Regions from separate parts of the Homo sapiens genome. Here region 2 is linked to region 1. The links are chromatin loops, found by intact Hi-C in ENCODE. Cell type or tissue: HepG2. All regions are shown on one strand.

What was found. A loop is a pair of places that touch in the nucleus more often than their neighbours do. Peaks named below come from ENCODE experiments on the same cell type or tissue, not always from the same donor. Only the 100,000 strongest peaks of a DNase experiment are listed, where the experiment ranks them.
Region 2: it touches region 1 in a loop (2.0-fold over the local background); 1 of 110 quality-filtered maps calls a loop at or near these places.

The regions. Positions count from the first base shown.
Region 1 is chr4:16,163,050-16,167,049 of GRCh38, reverse strand. TAPT1 (transmembrane anterior posterior transformation 1) reads left to right here. Exons shown (of 14, transcript NM_153365.3): 13 at 257-417; 14 at 3,513-4,000. The coding sequence ends at 3,742. Among named protein-coding and RNA genes, the nearest start is that of TAPT1, 61 kb to the left of the region's middle. In HepG2, no CTCF peak of the experiment used is centred here; no DNase peak of the experiment used is centred here.
Region 2 is chr4:16,109,629-16,113,628 of GRCh38, reverse strand. No RefSeq gene overlaps it. Among named protein-coding and RNA genes, the nearest start is that of PROM1, 28 kb to the right of the region's middle. In HepG2, no CTCF peak of the experiment used is centred here; a DNase peak (open chromatin) is centred at 1,928.

The DNA.
Region 1 (4,000 bases):
GCACTCCAGCCTGGGTGACAGAGTGAGACTCTGTCTCAAAAAAAAAAAAAAAAAAAAAGAGAACTAAGGAATTCCGAAGTTTTTCTTTGTGACAAGGAGGCCTCAGAAAACTCAAGATTTGTGTAAGTTCCTCTAAATCCCTAATCTGTCACCGTCCCATGCCCCCCCACCTTCTCCTTAGCCATGGTAGTAGATGGCATTCACAGGGATTTAGATGAATTCCAACGGATGTGGTTTGTTTTGTTTCTGTTTTTAGGTTGATATCCCTGAAAGTACTTAATAGCATCGTGCTGTTGGGGAAATCGTGCCAGTATGTGAAGGAAGCCAAAATGGAAGAGAAGCTGTCGAATCCTCCCGCAACCTGCACTCCAGGCAAGCCGTCCAGTAAATCACAGAACAAATGTAAACCCTCTCAAGGTAGGTTTGGTCCCTTTCTTCACTTCCCTGGATCATTTTCAAAGAGTTAAATCACAGTTTGATCAATGTTAAGCAACGCTTTAAAGATTGGTTTCCCTTTGCATAGATTTTTGGGTCTTTTAATGGTTGTGTTTTAGATTTCATCCCATATATACCTGGCCCAGTGTTCTGAGTTTTTCCATTTACTCATTCGCTGTTCAACATTGAGCATCTGCGACACATCAGCTCCAGTGGATACAGCAGTGGGGTGGAAAGGCAATTCTCTGCTCCCATGGAGCTTGTTCTAGATTGTCGGGAAGAGGGGTAGAGAGAAATAAATATGCACTATGTCAAGTGACGGGGAACTGCAGAGAAAACAAAAGCAGGACGGGGAAAGGGAAGTACAACAGGGAGTTGGGCCCTCCCCCAAGTGTGAGGAGATGGCACTGCACAGAGTCCTGGAGCCCGAGACAGCACATCCAGCCTTCCAGGAGCAGCTCCCAGGCAGAGGCCCGGCAGGCCCAGCAAAGGCACCAAGGCAGGAAGATGCTTGGCGCATCAAAGGACATTAAAAGCCAGATGGCTGCAGTGGCCCATCCCAGGGAAAAGGACTGGAGAGGGGGTCTTGGGGACCATGGAGAGCTGCAGGCTGTTATGAGAACCTTCCAGGTGGAAGGGGGCTGTTGCGGGGCTTTGAGCGGAGCAGTGGCATGGTGCAGCTGACATTTTAAAAGGATCATTCTCAAGCTTTGTGGAAAATAAACTCCAGAGGGGTGGGCCCAGAGGTAGGGACCAGAGAGGCAGCTATCTGGCCAGGAGCAGGGTAGGTGGTGTGAGCAGGGAGACCTGGCCAGGTTCTGGATAGACCTGGGAGGTTTGCGTGAAGTATTTGCTGGTGAGGAAGTTATGCAGTGTGAGAAGAATAGGTGAGTTCAGGATGATTCCAGGGTTTCTGGGTTGGAAGATTTGGAGGAAGAACTGGGACGTTGACTTAATTTTTGTTGTTAGGTGGCAGTTCCCTGTTCACAGAGGTATTTGTTCATATAACTTTTAGTTTAAATGATGTATTTTTTTTTTTTTTTTTGAGACGGAGTTTTGCTCCGTCGCCCAGGCTGGAGTGCAGTGGCGTGATCTCGGCTCACTGCAAGCTTCGCCTCCCAGGTTCACGGCATTCTCCTGCCTCGGCCTCTCGAGTAGCTGGGACTACAGGCGCCCACCACCACGCCCAGCTAATTTTTTGTATTTTTAGTAGAGACGGGGTTTCACCATGTTAGCCAGGATGGTCTCGATCTCCTGACCTCGTGATCCGCCTGCCTCGGCCTCCCAAAGTGCTGGGATTACAGGCATGAGCCACCATGCCTGGCCTAAATGATGTGTTTTTAAATGTGTGGAATAACTGTGTGCAAGGTCATAGAGGAGATGCTGAAGAGAGAAAAATAAAGGATGTCCTTCAAGGCCTCATGTAACTACAGGGGTCCAAATAGGTGAGCAGAGGGTTTGGAGGGACAGGAGAGGGGGGTTCTTCTAAACTAAAAGCTTGAAGGATGAAACTGGCCCAGGGCAGACTGGTGGAAAGGGCACTCCAGAAGGGCCAGCATGAGTTAGATCATGGAGACCTGGAAAAGCGTCTGGAGAACTAGCAGCTCAATATGGCAAGTGTGGAGTGTGCTTCAGAAAGAGGGAGGAGAGGAGAGTTGGGCTGGACTGGAGTCCTACCTGAAAGTGGGTCTGTGCTCATCATCTGTACTTAACCGGAAGCGAAAATAAAGTAAAATAACAATGTGTATAATCACTGGGAAATTATTTTTTTCATTATAAGAACACTATTAGTAATAAGGATTGCATTTTTTTCAACCAACTAGGTAATTCATAGTGGGGCCTGTACGTGTTCTCTTGTTACGCATATTAGTTAAGAAGTTAGGCTAGGCATAGTGGCACATGCCTTTAATAATCCCAGCACTTTGGGAGGCTAAGGCAGAAGCAGCGCTTGAGCCCAGGAGTTCGAGACCAGCCTGGGCAACCTAGTGAGTCCCATCTCTACAAAAAATATAAAAACAAAAAGTTAGTAAGCGTCACTCTTGCTTTCAAGGAGGATCCAGTCTAATGGGGATAAAAGCTTTAAGCACGTACTGCAGGGCAGGGCCATTGACTCAGGGGTCATGTTATGAGAAGTACATTCAGGATGACGACCTGAGTGTTTGCTCAGAATGTCTTGGAGGTCAGGAGAACACAGACTGGAGAACATGCAGGAGGGTGTTGAAGTCAAGCTAAAGAGAGGGAGGGGGCTGTCTCTCAAAGCTGCATCAGATTCATCACGTTGTAAAAGAGACAAAAGACAGCGGTTCTGGGGGTGAGGGCAGGAGAGAGGGATTACTACAAGAGAGCTGGATGTGTCATTACCTCCATCATGGCAGTAGTGTGACCAGGTGTATGCACATGTCAGAACTCATCAGATTATACATTTTAAATGTGTACAGCTGATGGTGTGTCTTTTTTGCCTCAAAGAAGCTGTTCTTACATGGATTGAATGTATGATTCAGATGAGTCTCTCCAGGCCCCAGCCCAGCTGTCCCCAAAGCCAGGCTCCAGGATCTCTGTGGCCTAAAATGAACATTGGGGGTTTTGTTTATTTGTTTGTTTGTTTTTAACCTCTGGTTTGGACTTCCCAGAGATGATGATGCTAAACCATCTGTAGCTGAAGTGACTACAGATGACAGGTGGAATGTAGTAAAGTCTTCTTGGCCCACTCCCTGATGTTCTGTATTGGAGCAAGTGTTAATGTTTCAGGACTGCCAACAGTCATGTTAGGTCTTGATTATATAGAGAGGAGCCGTAATGTAGGAGTTGTGATCTTTCTGCAGTTGGGTGATGGCATTGTTTGTGTGATACGAGCAATGTAATGTACCCTTCCATAAAGTTGAACAAACAGATGATTAGCCTCTAAGTTTTATTATAAATGATGGCTGCTTATACAACATGCTATTTGGTTATCATTTGCTTTATCGGAAAGCATGGATAATGGGCACTTTTTTCAGCACCACTGTATTGGTAAGTTTGTATTTATTAATAATTGGAGAAAAGTCTTTCTCTAATTTAATGGATCTATTTTATCACAGGCCTTTCCACAGAAGAAAACCTGTCTGCCTCCATCACCAAACAACCTATTCATCAAAAGGAAAATATCATACCATTACTTGTGACAAGCAATTCTGATCAGTTTTTGACAACTCCAGATGGTGACGAGAAGGACATAACGCAGGACAATTCTGAATTAAAACACAGATCCTCAAAGAAAGATTTGTTAGAGATAGACAGGTTCACAATTTGTGGAAACCGAATTGACTGAATCTGTGGCTTCATGCGCTGAAGAAGCTGGGTCCTGGGGCAACAAGTGCTGTGTTGCCAGGACAAATAGATGCTAAACATGGCACTTAAATATTTATTTAAAAACTTAAATTATTATTGGCAAGCAAATCTTAGTATCTTTCTTCCAGTAATATGGCCTGGCTGAGGGTCAGACCACAGGACAGGAGCGACCTCCGGCCTTGACTGTCTGGGAAGCTTGATGGATTATAAAACTTCCTCCTGCCTGGCCAAGCAGCAG
Region 2 (4,000 bases), 53 kb after region 1:
AAAATAATCAATGGGCTGGGTGCAGTGGCTCATGCCTGTACTCCCAGCACTTTGGCAGGCCAAGGTGGGAAGATCACTTGAGGTCAGGAGTTCAAGACCAGCTTGGGCAACATAATAAACCCCCCCATCTTTACAAAATTTTAAAAAATTTGCTGGATGTGGTGGTGCATTCCTGTAGTCCCAGTTACTTGAGAGGCTGAGGAGGGAAGACCACTTGAGCCCAAGGGCTTGAGGCTGCAGTGAGCTATGATTATACCACTGCACACTGGCCTAGGTGACAGTGCAGGACCCTGTTTCTTAAAATAATAATAATAATAATCAGTGCTTGATCAATAATGATCCAGTGCTAGACCAAGGGAGACAGACTTATTCTCATTCTGCCATTTCCTTACCTCTAGAACCTCACCTTTCTCATCTGGCAAATGGGACGATGCCTCCATCATTGTGTGGTTCATGAGGGTTAGATGAAATACTACACAGTATATGACACAGAGTCAGTCAGTATTTCTTAAATGAAAGAACGGGCAAATGAATGAGAGGGAGGAAATCATTTGTTCTGCCCTGGATGTGAAATCTGTCCTGTTTCCTCCCAGCCTCACTGTCTCTATCAGCTGTGCAGTAACTGGAACTGGACCATTCTGAATGAAGAATCTGTGGTTGAGGGGAGAGTGTGAGTCTACACACACTATGTGATAAAGGTAGACATGAACATCAAATGTAGAAACCCCCATAGAATCCATTGTCTTCCACTCAATGGAAGTGAGCTCAGGCTCAGTTGAACCCAGAGGAGGAGGGAGAGCATGCTGGGCAGGTTTAAATCCTATACCTGTTCCTTTCCTCCCTCCCTCCCTCCCTCCCCTCCCTTCTTCCCTCCCTCCCCTCCCTTCTTCCCTCCCTCCCCTCCCTTCTTCCCTCCCTCCCCTCCCCTCCCTCCTCCCCTCCCTCCTCCCCTCTCCTCCACCCTCCCCTCCACCCTCCCCTCCCCTCCCTCCCTCCCTCCCTCCCTCCCTTCCTTCCTTCCTTCCTTCTTCCCCATTTTCCTGCTTGAAAGATGGGGAGGGAAGAAAGAGGAAATGTGCATACTCTGGGAAGAGGGTCAGTTTTGAGTCAGAGACCTGGGATTTAATCACTTGTTCCCCACTGACTGACACGGTGACAGTAGAAAAGACACCAGCCATCATGGGGCAGACACTCAATAAATACTTGTTGGAAATAATACATGTTAGTTGCTGGGCAAAGCTCTGTGTGTATTAACTCATTTGATCCTCACAGTGTTATGCTGTATTAGGTGCTAGCCATAATATACAGATGATGGCACGGAAATACAGAGAAGTCAGATAACTCATCAAGGGGACATAGACCGTAAATCACAGCCAATATACCTCCAGAACACACGCTTTTAACTCCTCTGATATAAAACACTCCATGCACACAACTTCCTGGAATCTCCTTTTTCTCATGTGCAGGTGGCTGGTAGGATGGGGCGATGCTTGAGCCTAAGTCATTTCCAGTGCTAGGATTGGGGCTAAGGAGAGAGAAAAGTTCCCCCAAATCTCTGAATACCTCAAAGGCTCATGTCTGACATAGGAAAACGAGGAATACCTCAAAGGCTCATGTCTGACACAGGAAAATGAGGAAGAGGCAGAGATTGCATACCCAGGGTGGACAGTGGGGAAAGCAGATGGGAGCAGAGACTCCAGAGAGTGACATGGAGGTGCAGCTTCTAAGAGGCCCCCAATCTACTGAGCACCAGCTCTGTCCTTTCCATAAAATCCTTACAATGACCATGTAAAATAGGTGCTGTTATTCCCACTTTGTCAATGATGAAATTGGAATTCTGAATGATGAAAAAACATGTCCAAGATCGCACAAGATACTGCGGACATAGGCTTCAACTTACGTCTGTTTGGCCCCAAAGTCCATGTTCTTCCTCCTATGCATACTCCACATTTTTGTCTAGAGCTGACCCTGAGTATAACATACTTGTCATGTCACGAAAACATCTAGGACATGCTGTTGCAGAGCAATGCCTTCTACAGTGCACAGTTACAGTCGTGTGCCACATAACAATATTTTAGTCAACAATGGACCACATATACACACCTTGGTCATCCCATAAGATTATAATACCATATTTTTACCGTACCTTTTCTATGTTTAGATACACAAATACTTACCCATGTGTTACAGTGGCCTACAGTATTCAGTACGGTGACATGCGGTCCAAGTTCGTAGTCTAGGAACAATAGCCTGTACCATATACATAGGTGTGTAGTAAGCTAGACCATCTACGTTTGAGTAAGTGCACTCTGTGATGTTTGCACAACAAAATAGCCTTCAATGCATTTCTCAGAACATATCCCCATCATTTAGCAACACATGACTGTACTTAAAATGTCTTTGAAACACCACCATCAAAGTCATTGCCAACATGGGCTGCTCTGAGTGGCATCTAGAAAGCTGGAGCAGAATGGAAGCTGACTCAAGAAGGAAGGTGGCTGGGAAGCTTAATATAAGCTCCTATAAACCTCTTAATGCTTTCAAGACATTAACACTGAGTGACACCCTGGGGTTTCCTGGCTTTAATTTAAGACTCAGGATGGATTGGCTAACGAAGCTGCTGAGCAGCATGACAGTGTCTATTAGCAAGGAATTTAATGGTCCTTTCATAAATTAAAATATTAAGCTCCCTACAAATCACAAACTTACTCCAATATAGTGCTGACCCTGGGGAAAAAAAATGAATCACAGACCACTGGACCATGAGAAGAATCTCAGAGATTCTGCCCTTGGATGAGGAAGCTGAGGCCTGGAAGTATTAGGTAGTTCCCCAAGTCTGTGTATCTCTGGTCAAGGGCCGAGTCAGGCCTAGAATCTCCAGCCCCTGACCCCAGTTAGCACCCAGCATTGGCCCATGGGTCAGGAACAAAAGAGATTTCCACTTCGATTAAAATCTGGACATGGGCAGATAGTTCTGAGCACTTTTTGAAATGATTTGTTTGGTTTATTTGTTTCCAGATTTTTTTATCCATCTCCCAAACTAGACAGTAAACTTTTCCCTCCACTATCTTGGTCTTGCTGTGTCCTGAACACTTGGCTTGATGCCTACACACATAGAAGGTGTTCAATAATATTTGTAGAAGAAAGGGAAGGAGGAAAGAGGGGCAGAAATATCTGTTAGCACCTACAATATACTTCACACTACAGTCACATTTCATTTTCTTTGTGTGTTAATGTATGTCTCACTTTTATTTCCCTCCTTTCCTTTCCCTTCCTTTCTTCCTTCCTCCCTCCCTCCCTCCCTCCTTCCTCCTTCCTCCTCCTTCCTCCTCCTTCCTCCTTCCTCCTCCTTCCTCCTTCCCCCTCCTTCCTCCTTCCCCCTCCTTCCTCCTTCCCCCTCCTTCCTCCTTCCTCCTCCTTCCTCCTTCCTCCTCCTTCCTCCTTCCTCCTTCTTCCTCCTTCCTCCTTCCTCCTCCTTCCTTCCTTCCTTCCTTGACAGAGTCTGGCTCTGTCACCCAGGCTGGAGTGCAGTGGTACAATCATGGCTCACTGCAGCCTTGACCTCCTGGGCTCAGGTGATCCTCTCACATCAGGCTTTTGAGTAACTGGGACTTGAGGAGTGCATCACTATGCCCAGCTAATTTTTGTATTTTTGGTAGAGTCAGGGTTTTGGCATGTTGCCCAGGCTGGTTTTGAACTCCTGAACTCAAGCAACCCGCCTTCTTCAGCCTCCCAAAGTGCTAGGATTACAGGCGTGAGCCATCAAGCCCAGCCTATACCTCACTTCTTTCTAAAATACAGCTATAGTCCCCATTTCCGATGAGGAAACTTAGGTGCAGAGAGGTAAAGTGATGGGTTTAAAGTGACTACTCAACTAACATGTAGCAGAGCCAGATTTGAATCCAGGTTTAGATGCTTATCCCATATTCTTTTCACTACACAACCTGCTTACTGAGAATAGGCACTCACCCATTCAATGCATATTTATTGTGCTCCAACT